Linked DNA regions of Homo sapiens: region 2 is linked to region 1. A link is an interaction called in ENCODE POLR2A ChIA-PET data of the cell type or tissue named here. Cell type or tissue: HepG2. All regions are shown on one strand. Links, peaks and the distances in the headings refer to the core of each region. The heading gives the core; the rest is flanking DNA.

What was found. ChIA-PET counts read pairs that join two places held together with the same protein. Peaks named below come from ENCODE experiments on the same cell type or tissue, not always from the same donor. Only the 100,000 strongest peaks of a DNase experiment are listed, where the experiment ranks them.
Region 2: POLR2A ChIA-PET joins it to region 1 with 5 read pairs; 3 of 35 experiments call an interaction of 5 or more read pairs at or near these places.

The regions. Positions count from the first base shown.
Region 1 is chr10:122,037,670-122,049,141 of GRCh38, reverse strand. The region is part of intron 2 of TACC2 (transforming acidic coiled-coil containing protein 2); the gene reads right to left. Among named protein-coding and RNA genes, the nearest start is that of TACC2, 54 kb to the right of the region's middle. In HepG2, for the core only: no CTCF peak of the experiment used is centred there; a DNase peak (open chromatin) is centred at 4,671.
Region 2 is chr10:121,897,958-121,909,429 of GRCh38, reverse strand. It overlaps ATE1 (arginyltransferase 1), which reads left to right. Exons shown (of 12, transcript NM_001001976.3): 6 at 6,810-7,039; 7 at 9,436-9,564. Among named protein-coding and RNA genes, the nearest start is that of ATE1, 24 kb to the left of the region's middle. In HepG2, for the core only: no CTCF peak of the experiment used is centred there; a DNase peak (open chromatin) is centred at 4,339.

The DNA of each region.
Region 1 (11,472 bases), core at 3,536-6,035:
CACTAGCAACTGAGAGTGCATTCCCCGGTCCACCTCTCATCCAGATGAGCTGCACCAGATCAGCTTGGAGGAAAACAAAGTACTCCCTGGTCAAACACCTTTGACAAGTGCTACATAATATAGGCCTCCTTTAGAAATTCACAATGCACATTAGCATAGTAAAAATTCTGAGTTCTACAGCAGAATAACTTACTGAATTTTAACTCAGAGTTTGCCAGAATTTCTTGACCACAGGACTCTTTGTTTATGTACCACAGTTTAACATCTTATAGAACTCGCGTTACATGGAACACACATTTGAAGACAGCACAAGAGCTCATTTCTTTCTACCTTGCTTAAATCTAGCAGATGGTGCAAATCTGTACGACAGACATTCCCTAGCCCATGGGCACCTTTGTGAAAATCAGAAGGTGGCACTCTTCTGGGCCAAATGCATGGCCTGGGAGCAGACAATGCCATTGTGTGAATTAGAAACTGCCTCCCCAGCCGGGTGCGGTGGCTCATGCCTGCAATCCCAGCACTTTGGGAAGGCGAGGTGGGAAGACTGCTTGAGCCCAGGAGTTCGAGACCAGCCTGGGCAACATGGAGAAACCCATCTCTACAAAACAGAAACAGAAACAAATAGGGGAAAGGAAAAGAAAGGAAGAGGGAGAGAGGGAAGGAGAGAGGGTAGGAGGGAAAGAAGGGAGGGAGGGAGGGAGGGAGGAAGCAAGGAGGGAAGGAAGGGAGGGAGGGAGGAAGGAAGGAAAGGGAGGAGAAAAAAAAAATAAGGCTCCATTCCTCCTCTCACGTTGCTCACAGTCTAGGGAGACAGACCCCAGTCCCATGGCTGCAGGGGTGTGCACACAGAGGGCACCCCAGGAAGATAGTAGGTATGGCTCCTGCCTGGAGGTGAAGCAGACAGCCCCCAAGGTCCCCCAGGAAGGGAGGGTCCCCACTCATCAAACTCTACCAACCTCTAGCCTATGGATTTTGTAAATTAATCTTGACGTTTCTGCAGGACATGTGAAAGCAAATCATCTGCCTAGTCTGCACCTGGGGACTTCTTGAGACCGTCAGACTTGTTGGATGGGCTGTAGTCCTTGACCTTCAGACACCAGCCCGAAGAGCAAGCTAGCTTTGGCTAAGGTTCCCCTACCTGGTGCATTTCCCTGAGTGGTTGGCTATCTGTGTTCATCCCATTGTGTCCAAAGGTAAAACATAAAAGATGCTTCATCTCTCAGGTACCCATACAGTCTAGTGCCAACATGAACACTACAATGCAAAAATTTTCCTTCATTTTAGCTGAAGGATAGAATGTGGGGGAAAGAGAACAACAGCAATAAATGCTCCTGTTATTGAGCACTTACTAATGCCAGGCACTGGGCCAGTATCTTTCCATGAACTATGTCATTGAATTTGCACAACTGTCTTAAGGGAAAGATGGATATTTGTGTTCCTGTTTTAGAGCTGAGGCTCTGAGAGGTTTAGTAACTGGGCCAAGACCACACAGCAGTGGAATCTAGACATAACCGATTATCTCTGATCCCAGAGCCAGGACAGGGCGTCTCTGTTTGATCCCTTCCACGGGGCAGTGTTGAAGGAGGCAGAAAGAGCTGGGGATGGTTCCTCACACGAGAGGGGGCTGCTGACCTGGGGTTGGCTTGACCTCCCTGCAGGCTGAGCCATTCCCTTAACGAGTGCCCCTGCCCCCCCCTGAGGGGTCTCAGCCTCTTCATCTGTGCATCCAAGAAGACAATCATCCCCATAGGACATTATCAAGACCATGGAAACTTTAAATCACCTTAAGTTCACACTCTATAATCTTCATTTTCAAAGAAAGATTCTTTTTTTTTTTTTTTTTTTTTTTTTTTGAGACGGAGTCTCGCTCTGTTGCCCAGGCTGGAGTTTGGTGGCACCATCTCGGATCGCTGCAACCTGTGCTTCCCGGATTCAAGCGATTCTCCTGCCTCAGCCTCCTAAGTAGCTGGGACTACAGGTGCCCACCACCACACCCGGCTAATTTTTGTATTTTTAGTAGAGACGGGGTTTCACCATATTGGCCAGGCTAGTCTCGAACTCCTGACCTTGTGATCTGCCCGCCTCAGCCTCCCAAAGTGCTGGAATTACAGGTGCCACCACACCCGGCCAAGATTCTTTATCTATAAATTATAAATCTTTGGAAGCATGATTCTCACATTTTACTATAATAACTCAAGATTAACAATACTGAGTGAGTGGCATTTTTATATCAGGGTCCTGCATTTTTGAAATTTTAACCCAATTCCTACTTGTCTGACCGCCATGCAAACCTCAGCAACTAACACCTGAGGCCAGGCCCCCCTTTCAATCACAAGATGACCTGCAGTAAAATATTCTGCAAATAATTTAACAGATAAATCTCATGCCCAGTATTCCATGAGCAAGATTTCTTTTAATTCTGGAAAGAAGACAAATAATAGCCCAGACAGATGCAAACAACAGATGGAATAAGGAGACAGATCTTTGCTCCAAGTCCAGGAGAAGAAAGGGACCACGGGCTATATTTCCTCAGGCAGATGGACTATAACAAGGGCTTGGATTTGTCTTTGAAGAAAAAAACAAAAGGCAGGCGTCTCTCCCTTTTCAGCTCCACTTCTCTTTCTTTTTTTCTTTTTTTAATTATTATTTATTTTTATTATTATATTTTGAGACAGAGTCTCACTCTGTCACCCAGGCTGGAGTGCAGTGGCGAGATCTTGGCTCACTGTAAGCTCCGCCTCCTGGGTTCAAGTGATTATCCGGCCTCAGCCTCCCGAGCAGCTGGGACTACAGGCGCCCACCACCACGCCCGGCTAATTTTTTGTATTTTTAGTAGAGACGGGGTTTCACCGTGTTAGCCAGGATGGTCTCAATCTCCTGGCCTCGAGATCCACCCGCCTCGGCCTCCCAAAGTGCTGGGATTACAGGCGTGAGCCACCACACCCAGCCCTATTATTATGATTTTTGAGATGGAGTTTTGCTCTTGTTGCCCAGGCTGGAGTGCAATGGCGTGATCTCAGCTCACTGCAACCTCCGCTTCCCGGGTTCAAGCAATTCTCCTGCCTCAGCCTCCCGAACAGCTGGGACTACAGGCATGCACCACCACACCCAGCTAATTTTGTATTTTTTTTTAGTAGAGATGGGGGTCTCACCATGTTGGCAGGCTGGTCTCGATCTCCTGACTCGTGATCCATGCGCCTTGGCCTCCCAAAGTGCCGGGATTACAGGCATGAGCCATGGCACCCGGCCCACTTCTTTTTCTAATAGAAAGCTAATCTGCAAGAATGATACTAGTTCTCCCCAACACAAACATATCTGGATGGAGTTAAAAGCAACAAAACTATCTGTATGAATGGCACATTGCACTTTTCAAAGCTCTTTGACATCCATTTGATTCTTATAAAATCCCCGTGAGCTATACCAGGCAGGTAAAATCATGTTTTCCATTTTCCAGATAAGAAACAGAGAGGCTTGCCTTCTGCCCTCTGCAAGTCTCCCACCTTGAAGTCCAGTGCTCTTTCCACAAGAATACTGACACCCAGCATTTACATAGCTCTCTTTCTGCTACGACAGCAGCAACCTAATTATTAGGAACACTTTCTGTGTGTCTAGTACTGCTCTTTTAAGTGCTTTACATATTTAAACTCATTCAATCCTTAGAGCCCGATGTTATAGCTAAGAATACTGGGCACAGAGAGGTTAAGCCACTTGCCCAAGATCACACAGCTTGGAAGTGGTGGAGCCAGGATTTGGACCAGGATGGTTTGGCTCCAGAGTCTGTGCTCTTGTCCCTGCCTTACGCTGCTTCGCCATACAGTGGAATTCGTTGCTCTATGGCCTCTGCCATTTTGCTGCTATGCTCCAAGGAATTATAGCAATTGGACATTTGAGAATAATGTGGTATAGGAGCCTAGATTTGATGCCCAGAATAGCACCTGGCACAGAAGAGGCAGTCCATAAATATTTGTTGAATGTATGAAAAGTAGATTATTCTTATTTAGTCTGGTGGCCATGTCTGCAAATCGAAAGACGTACCCTCAGCCCTGGGAACTCTCGCTTTTGCCACATTTCCCTGTGCTTTTGAATCCCCCTTCCTGTTCCCCGTCTTAGAGATAGTCTTAAGCTCTATTGCTTACTGGATTCCAAAGGACCTGTGTGTCAGCAGGCGTCACTGCAAAACAGCATGCATTTCTAAAGTTACCCTTTACACTTCCAAATCGCAGGCTGGAAAAACAATTGGCAAGCCTTACAGGACACGTGGACTCGCCCAGTTGCTTCTTCAAATCTTTCCCTCGCTGCCATTGCTTGAGTAAACAAACAGTCTTTCGTTGGCTCTGGAACACTCCAGAGCCTGGAGTCTATTTTAAAGCAATCTTTAAACAGTTACAGCAATTTTCCAGTCCTAAAAAATATACTTTGTAAAGAGCTAAAGCATTTCACCATAAAAAAAAAAAAAAAATTCCACTTACCTCTTAAACGCTCCATCACTCTAGACCACTGCTTACTGGTCATGCCAATAGAGTTAATTAAACCATGCTTAATTAACATGGTTAGATCATGACCAGAGTGTCTGCCTAAGTCGCCCCCTCTTTGAACGAGCTCCTTGGGAGCAGCTTGACTGCAGGTGAATGCTGGGAAGCAGACCAAAGGTCATCCCCATGGCATTAGGAATCGGATTTCAGAAACAACTGCCAGGCTGACCAAATATGGAGGATGAACACATGCTCTGTGCTAGAGCCAGCCGGCTGCCCATCTTCCCTGTCAAGGGAAGGCAAATGCTCACACCAGTTCTGCTAGACCATCCCAAATGTTTCTTCCCCTCCAAGGGGGTACAAAAGATTGACGAATACAGGTTGCAGAGGACACCTCAGCCTAACCTAGCAGGCACTCTGTCAGGCCAACAAGCGAAAGGCTGCCAGCGTGGGATTTCAGCTTTCCGCAAACGGAATGTTTTCTGATGTGATACAGCACGATAGAGCAGAAGAAATGAATAAGCTTCGAAGCCCGAGAGAGCTGGGTTTGAGTCCTCACTCTTCCTTTAAAAGATGGAAAATAACAGAATAGAGTTTGACGTGTGTTTTGATGATTATGCCTCATGAATAGTAAGGGCTGGGTCTAGGTTCTGGGTAGACACTGATGACTAAAACAGGCATGGTGTAAAATGTTAACTTTAGGAGAAGCCGGGGAAGCATCTATATGGGAGCTCTCCATACAATCTTTGCAACTTTTCTATAAATCTGAAAATACTCTAAAGTAAAATTTGGCCAGGCACAGTGGCTCATGCCTGTAATCCCAGCACTTTGGGAGGCCGAGGCGGGCAGATCACTTGCGGTCAGGAGTTCGAACCCAGGCTGGCCAACATGGCGAAACCTCATCTCTACTAAAAGTACAAAAATTAGCCAGGTGTGGTGGTGGGCACCTGTAGTCCCAGCTACTCAGGAGGCTGAAACACAAGAATCACTTGAACCTGGGAGGTGGAGGTTGCAGTAAGCCAAGATTGTGCACTGCACTTCAGTCTGGCAACAGAGTGAGACTCTGTAAGAAAGAAAGAAAGGAAGAAAGGAAGAAAGAAAGAGAGAGAGAGAGACAGAGAGACAGAGAGAGAGAGAAAGAAAGAAAAGAAAGAAAAAGAAAGAGAAAAAGAAAGAAAGAAAAAGAAAGAGAAAAAGAAAGAAAGAAAGAGAAAGAAAGAAAGAAAGAAATCTAATTATAAAAAGAGACACATGGTTCCTACTACCCTCATGGAATTTTGAATTTAGTGAATGAATGAGTGATATTTAGTAAATCATATCTGCCTTCCCTTCCTCAGAAGCATTTGGGTCACAAGCGGTGGCCATTACCCTAAAAGGATTCAGGAACCTCAAAGATGTAAGAGGTGACATGTTCTGATGTCTGTAGTTTGTAGGTGGCAGACTAAAGGCTTCAAAAACATACCCAATGTTGATGACCTGTATGTATTTAATATTTTAGAAACAATATGATTTAAAGAGAATTGGATGAGGTCAGAAAATCCAAATCCATGTGCCCTTGGTCAGATCAGTTCCTCTCTCCAAGCCTCTCTCTCTCCGTCAATAAACTGGGGACCACAATCTCTGCCCTTCCCTACCTCAGTGGGTGATAGGAATGCCTTGTAAACAACAACTGTACAAATAAAAGGGAGAGTCTCTTTATTCAAAGAGCTGGGCATGTCAGGATGGCCTGTACCATGCTGTGATGTTTACTTGATTATACTTAAAGTGCAGACATAAACTTTATTTCTTTTGCCCCTCTAGAATCCCTGTATCCACTCATTTTCATGCTACAGCAGCATGGTTTAAGAATGAGCAGGCAGGAAGCTGAGTACAATTGTTCTGAAACCCAAGCTTTACTGCTTATTTAGCTGTAAGTCTCTGGGTTCTACACCTCGAGTACCGTATCTGTAGAATGGGGGTCATAACTGCAGGGTTGTTCTGAAGGTTAAATAAAGGACAAGGCTAGACCACGTAGACATTGTACATGCTGGTTGTTACTGTATAAAGAAGAAACAGATTCAAAACTCATTAATGAAGAGCCCCATTGGCTATCTCAGCTTAGAGCAAAAGCAGTTAATCAGAAGTTCAGGCTGGGTGCAGTGGCTCAAGCATGTAATTCCAGAACTTTGGGAGGCTGAGGCGGGTGGATCACTTGAGGTCAGGAGTTCGAGACCAGCCTGGCCAACATGGTGAAACCCCATCTCTACTAAAAATAGAAAAATTAGCTGGGCATGGTGGCAGGGACCTGTAATCCCAGCTACTTGGGAGGCTGAGGCAGGAGAATCGCTTGACCCCGGGAGGCAGAGGTTGCAGTGAGCTGAGACTGTGCCACTGAACTCCAGCCTGGGCGACAGAGTGAGACTCTCTCTCAAAAAGAAGAAGAAAAGGCCATGTGCAGTGGCTTACGCCTGTAATCCCAGCACTTTGGAAGGCTGAGATGGGCAGATCACGAGGTCAGGAGATTGAGACCATCCTGGCTAACACGGTGAAACCCCGTCTCTACTAAAAATACAAAAAGTTAGCCGGGCGTGGTCGCGGGCGCCTGTGGTCCCAGCTACTCGGGAGGCTGAGGCAGAAGAATGGCGTGAACCTGGGAGGTGGAGCTTGCAGTGAGCCGAGATCGCGCCACTGCACTCCAGCCTGGGTGACAGAGCGAGACTCCGTCTCAAAAAAGAAAAGAAAAAAGAAAAGAACAGCTCCTCCCAAAGTTAACATTTTACACATTTATTCAGAAGATGCATCTGGCCAAAACCTGGAGCCGTGTTGTTCACACACTTGCGTAATCGTGCCAGTGAAAACTAGCACCGACCCTCCGGGCTGGGGGAACCCCACAGCAGGGGCTGTGGGAGCAGACAGGTGACAGTAAAGAAACTCTCTGCTGTCAAGGCCGGGTGCTGTGGCTACACCTGTAATCCTAGCACTTTGGGAGGCCAAGGTGGGTGGGTTACCTGAACTCAGGAGTTCGAGCCTGGCCTGGGCAACACGGTGAAACCCTGTCTCCACTAAAATACAAAAAAGTAGCCAGGCATGGCGGTGTGCACCTGTAATCCCAGCTACTCAGGAGGCTGAAACAGGAGAACTGCTTGAACCCAGGAGGCGGAGATTGTAGTGAGCCGAGATCGCGCCATTGCATTCCAGCCTGGGTGACAAAGCAGGACTCTGTCTCGTTACGAGAAAAAAAAAAAAAAAGAAAGGAAACTCTGTGCTGTCATGAAGATTGAATTAATTCTTGCTGCTTAACTTGTTCTTTGCTCAACTTCTTTCACATTAAACACATTAAAGCAGCCCAGATGCCCACCTGCAGCCTGTGGAATATTGGGAAATGCTCCCTGTCCTGCACTGGCTGAGTGTTGCTGTAATGCTGAGTTCCTCAAGAGCTAAAGAAGGGACCTTCAAGTTAACCGTAGAGCACCAAGCATAGCTTTAAACAAGATGTGCACATATATATGGCACTTTCCTCTGTCAAGCAAAGTAACAACCACACAGCGCCTGAGCAACATACAACCTCAGCCTTTCTTGATGACCAGACCCTGGGGACGGCTCGCATACACAGATTCTCCTGTCCTCCTGGTCCTCTGTTCCTCAGATGTCCACATTGCTGAGGTCTCCTGCAGCAGCAAACCTCATTCAGACCACATCTTGTACGCAGAGCAGGGACCCGACCCGGGGGGACCTGCCCAAGCTGGGGGAGGCGTGTCTGCTGAGCTGGCTCTGGGTCCTTCTGATGTCACCTACTTCCTGCTCATTTGCAGCTCTGAGCTCAAACATCAGCTCCCCAGAAGCGCCTTCCTTGACACCCAGGCTAGGTCTGGGGTCTGTGCACCTGTCTTCTTGCTTCATAGCATTGATCACAGTTTCTAGAGTTGAAAATTATGTTTTTTGGGACTTGTTACAGAAACACCCAGACAATAGAAGTGTTAGAATGGAGTTACTGAATGATGATATGTTTTAAGTGAGATCATTATAATAATAGGATTGAATGTCTTTTCTTCCTCCCCACACGGTCAGAGCTATAAATGGGAATCATGACAGCCCCATGGCCAAGCGGAACTCCAGAGAGTGGTAATGGAGGGGTTAGGGTTGCCCTTCCCTTCTGAAATCCACATGCTTGGAGCTTGGAGCTCAGATGTCCCCTGTAGGGCTCTCCAGAACTGAACAACTGTGAAGCCCACCTTCAGGATTTGGGGCTGTGGGCTGGCATGGCCCTTATTTCACCACAGAGCTTTCTAAACAAGTCAGGATGCATGAAACCCCTGGAAGGGCTGTCGAGTGGAGACAGCTCTCATCACAGCGTCACCACCACCTCTTTCCCAGAGAGGGACACACATAAGCCAGGACCCTGACACTCCCGGGAACAGGTGATGCCCCCCTTGGCTGGGTGTTAGACAGTCTCCCAACTTCCCATTGGACCGTGTCCTCCCACTCCCCAAACGAGTCACCCTTTAGAGCCGTGGTTATACATTTCTCTTCATTTCCAACCATCAGGTGGTGCAATACATCACCTGTGCAAGTGTACTTTAGTAACCGAGGCTGCTTAGAGCCCCCTGAGAACAGCCTCCCAGGAGGCCTAAGTGAGTCCATTCCCAAAGGAAGGAGCAAGGGTAACAACTAGGACTCAGCTTGCTGCAAAAGGCACCCACAAGGGGCTGGGCTGAGGCTCCATGGCCCCAGCTCAGTAAGAGGAACCTCCAATTAGCAGATAGAAGAGGTTTCAGGCTGAGTGTGGGAATTTTCCTCTGTCGATGGCTTCTCTTCCCTCAGGAACAGAGAACAGAACCCAAAGCTACCACTAAAATTCAGAGTTTCAATAGCATTTGTGCTGACAAAACAAGAAATCACTGTGACTGGTTGGCAGGATAGGAAGGTAAGACTGTTGTGATGTTATTAAAATTGACTACTTGAATAAGATAAATCAGTTTGTAATTAATGCAGCAATTAATTGTTTTCAAAAAGTGTCAAAAGCAAATACTGTCGAAATAAACTGCCGGCTCACTGCCTAGAGGCTCCGAGGAGAGGTCCTGTTGTGCTTACCTCCCTGCCTCCCTCATCTGCCTGAAGGCCCAGTCCTCCCAGGCACTTGTTGTCCCCCAACCCCACATCTCAGGCCGCCCCAGACCCTGCTGCCTCATCTGACCTTGTCTCCACCCCCACCTTCCAATTCCCACGCCTTTTTCTGCACTCAGATCAGCAGCCTGAACCCTCATATCCCAGGATCATCACGGAACAGACCCTTAACCTTCCCACCTTACCCATGCCAGCTGCCCTCTGAGAACCTACCAGGTTCCAACCCTCTCAAGGGGAGGCTGATTTTCCTTCCACAAGCCCAGAAGATCATGGTTTCAAAATAGAGTCAGGAGGCCAGCACGGTGGCTCACACCTGTAATCCCAGTACTTTGGGAGGCCAAGGTGAACAGATCACCTCAGGTCAGGAGTTCGAGACCAGGATGGCCAACATGGTGAAACCCCATCTCTACTAAAAATACAAAACTTAGCCAGGCATGGTGGCACCTGCCTGTAATCCCAGCTACTCCGGAGGCTGAGGCAGGGGAATCATTTGAACCCAGGAGGCAGAGGTTACAGTGAGCCAAGATTGTGCCACTGCACTCCAGCCTGGCTGACAGAGTGAGACTCCGTCTCAAAACAAAACAGAAAAAAAGCAAAAAACACATGAGTCAGGAACCTTGTGTCCCCCGCCAATGTTCTTTCTAAGCCATTTCACTTCCCCCACCTGCAAAACTCAATGTCCCTTTAATGCAATGATGCTGTAACTGAGTATCCCATTTTTCTAAGAGAAAGAAAATGGTTTTAATTATTTTTTTTCTTTTCTCTCTCCTTCTTTTCTCATGTTCCTCACTTCCTACTTAGCGCTTTAGAAATGCAATTATAACCTTATAACCTTGACCTTCCCTTCACCAGACACTCCCTATAGGACAAGCTTATCTGACTCTGTGCTCACTTAGAAGCTCCAGAGCCAGAAAGCTCTCCCAGCAGGAGATTGCCTCAAGAAACAACTGTCAATTTCCAACCTCAAGTACGCCCACGACGGAAGTCTTTCCCACCTGGAGAGCGTCTCAAGACAACGACCACCTTAGAACCTAGTTTTGTGCCAGCTGGACCACCTGGTGGATAAGGCACTGAAGTGAGTCCAGTGGTCCCCCACCTACTCACTCCCTCCCCACCTGCTGTGCATGCAAAGTCCCCCCTTTAAAAGTCCCTGCTTTCTGCCCCAAAAGCAAAGCAGTGCCCTTAAAAGCAGAAGCCTGTACTTTTCCCCCTAAGCTAAGCTTTAGAATAAAAAGTCACTTTTTTCATGTCAGCCCTCACTCGTTTTTTGGTTTGTGTGTTTGTTTATTTGTTTTTTGAGACAAGGTCTCACTCTTGTCACCCAGGCTGGAGTGCAGTGGCGCCATCTTGGCTCACTGCAACCTCTGCCCCCTCTCCCCCAAGGGCTTAAGTGATCCTTCCACCTCAGCCTCCCAAATAGCTGGGACCACAGGTGCACACCACCACACCCTGCTAATTTTTTGTATTTTTAGTAGAGACAGGGGTCTCGCCATGTTGCACTGGCTAGTCTCAAACTCCTGTAGCTCTTGTTAATTGGACTGTACAAGTGGTGAGTGACTGAAGCTTTGGTTTGGTTACAGTGCTACTGAGTGCACTCCTTTTATTCTCTGAGGTATCTCCTACAAAAACAAACAAACAAACAAACAAACAAACAAAAACCAACAAAAAGCCTCACCTGGGAGCCTCTGGCCTCCCAGGCTTCTTGCTCTCTATTATCCCAGGACCTCAGCCCCATCCAGAATAATGAGCCAAACACTGCTAAGGGGCTCTGCCCCTTGATCATTGTGTACAAGAGAAAGACTCAGGCGCCGTGACTGTTGAGGTGCAAAGAATAACCCAATACCCTGAGCTTGAAGCAGAGGAGATTTACTCACACGGATGGGTATACATGAGGGAC
Region 2 (11,472 bases), core at 2,957-5,456, 140 kb after region 1:
CAATACCATTATTATACTTGAAGAAAATTTCTTAATGCCATTGAATAGTGTTCAAATTCCAATTTTTAAACATTTGTTTGTGTTAGGATCCAGATAATGTCCACATATTGTGATTGTTGATATATTTAAAAAATCTCTTACGGCCAGGAGTGGTGGCTTACAACTGTAATCCCAGCACTGTGGGAGACCGAGGCAGGTGGATTGCTTGAGCCCAGGAGTTTGAGACCAGCCTGAACAACATGGTGAAACCTGTCTGTACTAGAAATACAAAATATTAGCCAGGTGTTATGGTGCATGCCTGTAGTCCCAGCTACTTGGGAGGCTGAGGTGGGAGGATCACCTGAGCTTGGGAAGTCGAGGCTGCAGTGAGCTGAGATCGTGCCTCTGCATTCTAGCCTGGGTGGTGAGAATGAGACCCTGTCTCAAAACAACAACAACAATCTCTTTTGTTCTAGATATTCCCCTTCCATCATTCCTCAACTGGGTTGTTTGTCTTGGGTTGTTTGTTCCACTTTCTGTATCTGACAGGTTACGTTTGCAGTTTAACATGTTCCTCTGCCCGCTTATAAATTGATAGTTGGATATAGAGCCTTGATCAGATTCTAGGCTAAATTTTCTTTTGTCTATTTTTTTGCCGTGGGGCAGGGGGGCAAGTCTTAATCAGATTTGAGTTTGAATTATTTGAGGATGGGCAAGATCACTTCATGGGTGTTAGAGTGGTCTTTCAGGAGATGTGTAATGTCTGGGTGCTTCTCTTTTTGTTAGTGCTAATAGTCATGGATGTTCCATGCTTAAATTCATGTATTAGATACTCTATCATTTCTTCGTTTCCTGGCTGGCTGGACTGCTTCTATAAAGACAGCCTTCCGCTCATCTGTTTGTTTCTCATAAAAACCCATAGCAAAGGCAGGATATGTTCTTTTTTTTTGAAAGAATCTCACTCTGTCGCCTACGCTGGAGTGCTGTGGCGCGGTCTGGGCTCACTGCAGACTCCACCTCCGGGTTCCAGTGATTCTCCTGTCTCAGCCTTCAGAGTAGCTGGGATTACAGGTGCATGCCACCACAGCTGGCTAATTTTTTATATTTTTAGTAGAGACGGGGTTTAGCCATGTTGGCCAGGCTGGTCTCGAACTCCTGACCTCAGGTGATCCACCTGCCTTGGCCTCCCAAAGTACTGGGATTACAGGAGTGAGCCACTGCACCCGGCTGGTAGGATACATTCTTGATTCCTTCTTTTTATTTATCATTTTTCAAAATAACGTCTAACAGTGACCAGTTAGTTTTCTTGTTGGTATCATTGGGAACTCATGGATCTGAACATACTGCTGTTGCAATCTGTTGCTCCTCTGAAAGCTTCTTTAAGTTGGCTTTTGAGGCCTTTCGACATAATCCTGGTAGTCTTTGACAGCTTCCTTACTATTTGGCATGATATTATGCTCCTGGAGCATCTTGTACAGGCATTTCTTCGAGCAGTTGTGGTTCCTTTTAGTGGGAATTGGTATTTGGAGATCACACACTAGATTAGGAGTGCACATTATTGCTGCTGGCTTGGTCATTGTTTTCTAGGCTTCGTTGGCAAATAGACTTATGAGGTTATGAGTTCATACTGATATTTCCAATTCAAATTCAGGACTACAGCATTTTAATCTTTTTTTTTTTTCGAGACGGAGTCTCGCTCTGTCACCTAGGCTGGAGTGCAGTAGTGCGATCTTGGCTCACTGCAAGCTCTACCTCCCGGGTTCACGCCATTCTCCTGACTCAGTCTCCCTAGTAGCTGGGACTACAGGCGCCCACCACCATGCTAATTTTTTGTATTTTTAGTAGAGATGGGGTTTCACCGTGTTAGCCAGGATGATCTTGACCTCCTGATCTCGTGATCCATCCGCCTCGGCCTCCCAAAGTGCTGGGATTACAGGTGTGAACCACCGTGTCTGGCCGCATTTTAATCTTTTTCTTTATTTTTTTTTGACACAGTCTCGCTCTGTTGCCCAGGCTGGAGTGCAATGGCGCTATCTCAGCTCACTGCAACCTCTGCTTCCCGGGTTTAAGTGATTCTCCTGCCTCAGCCTCATGAGTAGCTGGGACTACAGGTGTGCACCACCACACCTGGCTAATTTTTGTACTTTTAGGTACTTTTAGTAGAAATGGGGTTTTGCCATGTTGGCCAGGCTGGTCTCGAACTCCTGGCCTCAAGTGATCCACCTGCCCCGGGCTCCCAAAGTGCTGGGATTACAGGCATGAGCCACCGTGCCCAGCCATACCTTTTTATCTTTTTCTTTTTTTTTGATGTTTGTAGTTTCTTCTGCACTGAGAAACCTAGTTCTCAAGAACACTGAGGATGGTAAAATTAGATTAGAATATCACACATTAACCTTTTGCTTTTTCCCACATTACACAGTTTTAGAATAACAACCTTACTTCCAGCAGTATGGTTACTGAAACATTAAAAACTATTTTTGCAGGGTTCTTATTTTTTTCACTTAAGGTATCTCTCACTAAAAATCCGAGACTATTTAAAAATCCTTGGATTTTGGCCGGGCTCAGTGGCTCACACCTGTAATCCCACACTTTGGGAGGCCGAGACAGGCGGATCACCTGAGGTCAGGAGTTTGAGACCAGCCTGGCCAGCATGGTGAAACCCCATCTCCATTAAAAATACAAAAATTAGCTGGGGGTAGAGGTGCGTGTCGGAAATCCCTGCTCCTCAGGAGGCTGAGGCAGGAGTATTGCTTGAACCCAGGGGGCAGAGGTTGCAGTGAGCTGAGATCACGCCACTGCACTCCAGCCTGGGTGACAGAGTGAGGCTCCATCTCAAACAAACAAAAAACCTTGGATTTTTTTTTTTTTGGAACCTGCAAAAGCAAACCTGCATTTCCTTTTTATTTTATTTTATTTTATTTTGAGACAGGGTCTTACTCTGTCTCCCAGGCTGGAGTGTAGTGACACGATCAGGACTCACTGTAGCCTTGACTTCCTAAGCTCAAGCAATTTTCCCACCTCAGCCACTGGAGCACTTGGGACTACCAGTACACGTCACTACACCTGGCTAATTTTTTGTATTTTTAGTAGAGAGGGGGTTTTGCCGTGTTGTACAGGCTGGTCTTGAACTCCTGGACTCAAGTGATCTGCCTGCCTCAGCCTCCCAAAGTGTTGGGATTACGGGCGTGAGCCACCACACCTGGCCTAAAAAAGTTGATTTGTAGAGATGAGGTCTTGCTATGTTGCCCAGGCTGGTCTGGAACTCCTGTGCTTAAGGAGTCCTCTCACCTTGGCCTCCCAAAGTGCTGGGATTTAGAGACATGAGCCATCATGGCTAGCTTGCATTTCCATTTTAATTTAAAAAATATTACAAATCTATTCCCTTGGACTTAATTAGAAATTATGTAGGTCTCCTAAACTCTATTTAAATCACCTGGGACTAATCAGGAATTCTTGAGTTGCTTTGAACCTCTGTGGGTGCAGGGTTGGTATAGTGTACTGATTTTACACTGATGATCTATTTTCATTCTGTTGAAGCAATTTATTGACCTGGGAGATCTGTATCCCCTAATATGCTGAAATCCTACTTTTTTTTCTCTCTCTTGGAGACAGAGTCTCGCTGTGTTGCTTAGGCCTGGAGTGCAGTGGTGTGATCTTGGTTTGCTGCAGCGTCTACCTCCTGGGTTTGAGCGATTCTCCTGCCTCAGGTTCCCAAGTAGCTGGGACTACAGGTGCACGCCGACACTCCCGGCTGATTTTTTTGTATTTTTAGTAGAGACAGGGTTTCACCATGTTGGCCAGGTTGGTCTCAAAACTCCTGACCTCAGGTGATCCGCCCGTCTCGGCCTTCCAAAGTGCTGGGATTACAGGCGTGAGCCACTGAGCCCCGCCTGAAATCCTACTTTCCACTGTAGTAACGTAGTATTTATAAATGTAGAGCAAAACAATCATGAGAAGACTTACCCAGCCCAGTGACTTAATTAGTGTAAAGACGATACAGGTAGTCAGTCCTTCATAAAAATGCTGAAAATGTGTGTTTCTTAGTTCATGTTAGTTTTAAATTTGCTTATAAATTTATAACTTCTGTAAGGAATGTAATTTTCAGTATAGAAAATGGAAGGTTTTGAAAATTACTATTTATGGAATGTTTATATAGGTAAAACATTATTTTAGATGTTGGTAATACAAATAATAGCTAATAATAATAGTTAACCCTAATTGAATGGCAGTTAATTTTTTATGAGCTGCACAGGTATTAACTCATTTAATCCTCACAGGAACTCTATAGGTAGGACTGGTTTTTGTTTTTCTTGTACAGACAGGGAAACGTGCCCAAGGTCAGCTAGCCAAGTGACAGAGCCTCGTCCATGACCTCAGGCAGCTTGTGTCAGACAGAGTGTGTGTGCTCAGAGCAAATTTGAGAAAAGACACAGTCTGTAGTCCAAGAAAAGTAATTCTGTTGGTCAGTAGAGTAATAGTTATAGAAATGGTCTTTTGTTACCTGGTTCAGACTTAACTTAGGCTTATTTAAAGTCATTTTTTAATAAGTAAACTTTATTTTTAGTTAGAAAACATGTTAATGAAGTTGTGATACAGTCTGAACTGTTTGTGAACTCACTATTTTCTCATCAGATTGGTTTTCATTTGATCAGCTTATGGTCTCAGGCAAGCCCTTTAACCACTCTAGGTTTTGATTTTCTTCTCTTTAAAAACTGAATTTGCTAGTTTTATAAACCTTTTTTTTTTTTGCTGACTTTGATATGGTTTGTGAGTACCCTGTTTTGGGATTTTTTTTTTTTTTTTTTTTTTTGAGACGGAGTCTCGCTCTGTCACCCAGGCTGGAGTGCAGTGGCGCAGTCTCAGCTCACTGCAACCTCCACCTACTGGGTTCAAGCAATTCTCCTGCCTCAGCCTCCCAAGTAGCTGGGACTACAGGCGTGCGCCACCATGCCTGCTTCATTTTTTTAATATTTAGTAGAGACAGGGTTTCACCGTGTTAGCCAGGTTGGTCTCAATCTCCTGACCTCGTGATCTGCCTGCCTCGGCCTCCCAAAGTGCTGGGATTACAGGCATGAGCCACTGCACCGGGCTGTTTTGGGATCTTAAACACCTTATTTCTTTAATATCTTCTAAAAAATTACTAGCATAATGTTCATTGTTGGAAAATTCGGCCAGGTGCGGTGGCTCACGCCCGTAATCCTAGCACTTTGGGAGGCCAAGGCAGGTGGATCACGAGGTCAGGAGTTCAAGACCAGCCTGACCAGCATGGTGAAACTCCGTCTCTACTGAAAATACAAAAAATTAGCCAGGCATGGTGGCACACACCTGTATTCCCAGCTACTCTGGAGGCTGAGGCAGGAGAATTGCTCGAATGGTCCGGTAGGCAGAGGTTGCAGTGAGCTCAGATGGCGCCACTGCACTCCAGCCTGGGTGACAGAGCGAGACTCTGTCTCAAAAAAAAAAAAGAAAATTTGGAGAAAAGAGAACACTACAAAGAAAGGTAAATCCTGTCTCTGTTTCTGAAACAAAGTAAAATGACTGTTACCATGGTGTCTCCTTTCCAGGTTTTTTTCTAAGTATTTTTATTTAGTTTATAATAGTAAAAATTTTTTTATTTTAAAGGGATGTCAGTTTGATATTTGGTCTGTTAATTAGAACAAAACTCTGATTAACTACAGCTGAACTAATGAGACCCAAATACCTGCAGTATTTGGAGAAAGACACAGATACCTTCAACTAAGCAAGGATTCCTTTTTTGTTTTTTGAGACAGAGTCTCACTCTGTCGCCCAGGCTGGAGTGCAGTGGTGCCATCTCAGCTCAGCACAACCTCTGCCTCCTGGGTTCAAGTGATTCTAATGCCTCAGCCTCCTGAGTAGCTGGGATTACAGGTGTGTGCTACCACACCTGGCTGATTTTTGTATTTTTAGTAGAAATGGGGTTTCACCATGTTGACCAGGCTGGTCTCGAACTCTCAACCTCAGGTGATCTGCCCGCCTTAGCCCCCCAAAGTGCTAGAATTCCAGGTGCACAAGGATTCTTTTAATTTAAAAAAACCTGTCAGTGTTTGCGCTGGGATCAGTATTCCTTTATACCTGGTTCCTAAGTATTTATGTTACCAGTGCTTTCAGAGAAATGTCCCTCAGAAATGTTGGGCAGAGATAGCAGTGTCCTTTTAATGCAGCAGGTACTTTGATTTGATTGTGTTCTTCCTCACAAAGGCAGAGAAGTGGATGAATGTTTTTTTTTAAAAAAAGATATTTGGGCCGGGCCTGGTGGCTCATTCCTGTAATCCCAGCACTTAGGGAGGCCAAGGTGGGTGAATCACGAGGTCAGGAGTTTGAGACCAGTCTGTCCAAGGGAGTTTGAGACCAGTCTGGCCAACATGGTGAAACTCCATCTCTACTGAAAATACAAAAATTAGCCAGGCACGGTGGCACACACCTGTAGTCCCAGCTACTCGGGAGGTTGAGGCAGGAGAATTGCTTGAACCTGGGAGGCGGAGGTTGCAGTGAGCTGAGATCATGCCATTGCACTCCAGCCTGGGTGACAGAGCGAGACTCTGTCTCAAAAAAAAGAAAAAAAAGATTTTCAGCAGTAAGAGCCACCTTGGAAAGTTTCTGTGCTATTTACTTTCTCTAGCAACTCCCACTTCTAAGGTAGAATTTTAGATCCACTTACAGCTCTGTATCAGGATCCTCTGAAACATCTACCCCAAAGCTAGCCTAACCATTGAAACTCTTTGGACTTACACTGTAGAATCTTTGAGACATGTGAAAAAACTTTTCTAGAACCAAATGTGATTGGTCTAATATTTTAAAATTCTTTTTAGGCAAAGGGGCTGATTTGAGTAAGCCTCCATGTCGAAAAGCAAAGGAAATCCGGAAAGAAAGGAAAAGGTTAAAACTAATGCAGCAGAACCCAGCTGGAGAACTTGAGGGTTTCCAGGCTCAAGGTCACCCACCATCTTTGTTTCCACCAAAGGCTAAATCCAACCAGCCAAAATCACTCGAAGATTTAATTTTTGAGTCTTTACCAGAGAATGCATCACACAAGTTAGAGGTACTTTGGAGGACTTTTGTTGTTTGTTTTATTATGATTTTTTTTTGTTTGGGCATATCGTTTATTTTTATTTGAAGTTCTAATTAGTTGATGTTTGCTAGTTAAATAATGAGAATTTAAAAGAAATTAAAGAGAACTGGGAAGAAGTAACATTTGTATTTACTAAGTTAACTGCTGTTTGAGGGAAACTCCTTTTTTTTTAAAAGACTTTTTGAGAATACATAGTTGGCCACCAAACTTGTGAAAACAGTGTCAATTTTAGCATGCTACCTTGATTGAAATTTAATAGTTAAAATGAAAGAAATACTCTTTAAAATTGTGTTTTTAGCAGTTTTGGTTTAGATAGTGAAAGACAATAGATTACACAAGGCAAATCACTATTTCATCCATTATAATATTCTGATCTTGGTAAAGACAGCAAATGGTGTCATATACATAAGCCAGCAGTTAGGAATTATCTAAATAGGGCTAAATTGTACTGCTGAAATCCTCTCTCATTAGTGCCAAAACCACTTTGGGCATAATATGAATACTTTTAGAGCCAAATTCCTCCATTTTTCCAAATTTATTTTCGTTTCTAGATCAGATCAAGATTTCTCAGTATTAGTTTCTCATATATAAAATTCAAAAACAAGGGCTGGATGTGGTGGCTCACACCTGTAATCCTAGCACTTTGGTAGGCCGAGGCAGGTGGATCTCTTGAGGTCTGGTGTTTGAGATCAGCTTGGCCAACACAGTGAAACCCCGTCTCTACTAAAATATAAAAATTGGCCAGGCGTGGTGGCGTGCACCTGTAATCCCAACTCCTAGAGAGGCTGAGACACCAGAATTGCTTGAACCCAGGAGGTGGAGGTTGTAGCGAGCTGAGATCACACCACTGCACTCCAGCCTGCGTGACAGAGCAAAAGACTGTCTCAAAAAAATTCAAAAACATTAGCCATAATGATTTTTATCTTATTCTCATATGTGATTAGTAACTGGTCAGCCTTTGAATTTTGTAGCTTACTATCATCTAAAAATATCACTTATCACTGAAGTCCTGATAATAAAAATTAACTTTCATGCATTCTAAGCCTTAATTCAGTATATGTATTATCAGACGTAGAATTTAGCTTTTTTTTTTGAGACGGAGTTTCACTCTTGTTGCCTAGGCTGGAGTGCAATGGCGCGATCTCGGCTCACTGCAACCTCTGCCTCCTGGGTTCAAGCGATTCTCCTGTCTCAGCCTTCTGAGTAGCTGGGATTACAAGTGCCCACCACTACGCCCGGCTAATTTCTGATATTTTTAATAGAGACAGGGTTTCACCATGTCAGCCAGGCTGGTCACGAACTCCTGACCTCAGGTGATCACCCGCCTCGGCCTCCCAAAGTGCTGGGATTAGAGGTGTGAGCTACCTTGCCTGGCCAGATTTTAGCTTTTATAACTCCTTGGCTACTCTGATTTGGATACAGATTTTTTTGTCCTTCCAAAATTGTAAACAGAGTTGAATACACTACTTAAAATATTTTACAAGGTGTCTTTTATCTTTGATCATAAATAGTAATGTATTCAGGAGGCCAAGCACGCTTAACATAACAGTTCTCCAGTGGTTACTTGTACTTTTTGAATGTAATGATACTCAGGATGTATAGAGATCTTTTACCACTGGGTGTCGCTCTTTCTTCATAGAATTACGTCTCACGGCACACATGTCCAGTTTCCAGCTGTTTTCATTGCATTGCATTTGACTGTTTTACTGTTCTGTTTTGCTAATACATTTTAAGTGGCTAGTAAATAATGTTAAAGTAAATGTTAGCCATTACTGCGTGCAATTACTGTTTTAAACTTATCCTTATTTTACAAGGTTACTTGACCAAGATGGTGACATTGTAAGATTTGAACAAAGGAAATGTGACTTCAGAGTCATGGTTGTTAACTATGCTATGAAGTAGGAAAACTTTATGAGGTCTTTTTAACTCAAACAGTCAAGTTTTAAGTTGAGGGTTAGCAATGATGAATGAGTGGCCAAAAAATGTATTCATATTTTTAGTCTTTCTTAGAATTACTGGTAGTTGTGCACAACTAGAGGGTATTTATTTGTGTGTGTATGTGTCGTGTGTGTACGAGTGCTGGAAATACTCTGCCAGTTTACAGTAGAGGCAGGCTTACATAATTCAGTCATGAAAGCTGAGGCTTATAGTTTAGAGGGGATCGTCCTCTTCTTAATGAGTCTGTAAGTTACAAAAATAACTTTTTTCTTTATTTACTAACTGGTTGGTTTTTAATATTAAAATATTTAGGTGCTTTAATAATTGTTGAAACTTGGTTTCTTGGATGGGAGTTACTCTTAATGCATATTCCACAGAATGAATAAATGAATGAATTAGTAAACTTGTTTTTTTAACTGCTTCTGAAGGTGAGGGTGGTGAGATCATCTCCACCAAGTTCGCAGTTCAAAGCCACACTTCTGGAGTCTTACCAGGTCTATAAACGTTACCAGATGGTTATTCACAAGAACCCACCTGATACGCCAACCGAAAGCCAGGTCAGCAGGCCAAGTGTAATTTTCCTGTGCAAACAGAGCTTTCCCTTCCACTTAATATCATTTAATGAAATCTTGGTTTATTTGTGCTACATTTTATTTGTGTTCAATTTGCAGCATATCTGCAAAGACCTAAGACTGAATTAATGGACATTCTGAAAGTGCAAATTTTACCTAGTGCCATGTTAAGTACCAGCCATGTATAATTTCAGAGTCAAAGTAACATGTAAAATTATTTAAAGTCACTATTTTAGATGCATTTATCTAAAAGATAGTAATAGAGCTCTAAATTAAAATACCTGTGAGGAAAACTCAGGAAACTATATTTTTATGGTAGATACGTACTTTGCCTAACATGATTTTAATGCTTTATCTGTATTTGAAAGATGTATGTAGGAATAATTGATCCCAGTTAAATTATTCTTTATTAATGTGCTACCCTTGCACAATTGAGTGGGACTAAAAAAGGAAGATAGTAGAACATTTTAATAGAAGAACTCATATGCTAATAATTTTGTAAGTTAAATGACCCAAGAAAAATCTGTAAAGGAAAAAAGCTTAAAACACTTAGTATAAGTAGAGGTGGCAAAAGTAGCGATCATCACCATGATTAACAACAATATTGACTCTAGTTTATGCAGAAAACTACAATTAGTGGAGAGAGAGAAAAAAAAAAGAACAAATTGTTGGCTCTTATGAGGTTGAGATTTTCATAAGTTTTAGTACAGTTAGCACTTCGGTCTCTGCACCCGTCTGCCTCGTCTAAGGTTTCTTTTCATGACAAATTCGAGTTCGAGCTTTGGCGTGGATTTGTGGAGATCTTACTGTAGCCTCACCTTCAGAAGCATATCATCAGAGATGTTTCAATAGCATTTGCTTGTATTTTCCTTGCTCTGAAGGTGAGGTTAGTACCTGTCTCCTTTGAGGACCCAGAGTTCAAGTCGTCTTTCAGCCAGTCCTTTTCTTTGTATGTCAAGTATCAAGTGGCCATACACCAGGATCCACCCGATGAATGTGGGAAGACTGAGGTATTGTTAACTGTTGTTTTCTGTGTTGATAAGGTTGTCTGGGAAGAAGTATAATATATACCATTTTCTTGTCAGGTGGAGCTGATGACCCTTTCAGTGTGTATTACTGAACTTCTGTGAACACTCACATGACTCATACATGTGAGCATTTTAAATCCTTAGAAAAAAGGATTGCAAATTCAGGATGCGTTCTTAGTGTTTTCTCTAGGAACCTGAAAGTAGTGGTTTATAAGGTCAGTCATCCACTCTAGGTCAACAGTCATTTACTGAGTGCCCATCGTGTGCCAGACTGTGCACCACAGAACAAAAGGAGTCTCTGTCTTCAAGAAATTGATAATCAAATGGGAAAGACAGACCAATAAGCAAAAATACCTTAACAACAAGTGAATTAGAAAGAAATACCTACACCTAACCTACCGAACATCATAGCTTAGCCTCGCCTGCTTTACACATTCTCAGAACACTTATAATCTGCAGTTAAGCAGAATCATCTAACACAAAGCCTATTTTATAATAAAATGTTGAATATCTCATGTAATTTATTGAATACTGTACTGAAAGTGAAAAACGGAATCGTTTTCCATCATTGTAAAGTTGAAAAAGCATAAGTCCAACCATTATAAGTTGGGGACCTTCTGTTAGATATAATATGGTTTAACGGGCGTTTATTGAGGGTCTGTCTTTGTCAGTCTTGGGATATTGAAATGAATGAGATGGCATCGTTGTCACAGTAGAACCATGGTATGTTGGAAGAAAGAGGCCAACAGATGCAGAAGAATTAGAGTTTTGATTTTTTGACTGCTTTTGTTTTTTTAATGACACGATGTGTAAGCTAAAAAGAGAGGGTTAATACAACAGGAGTTAATGCTGCATGTTCCCTGAG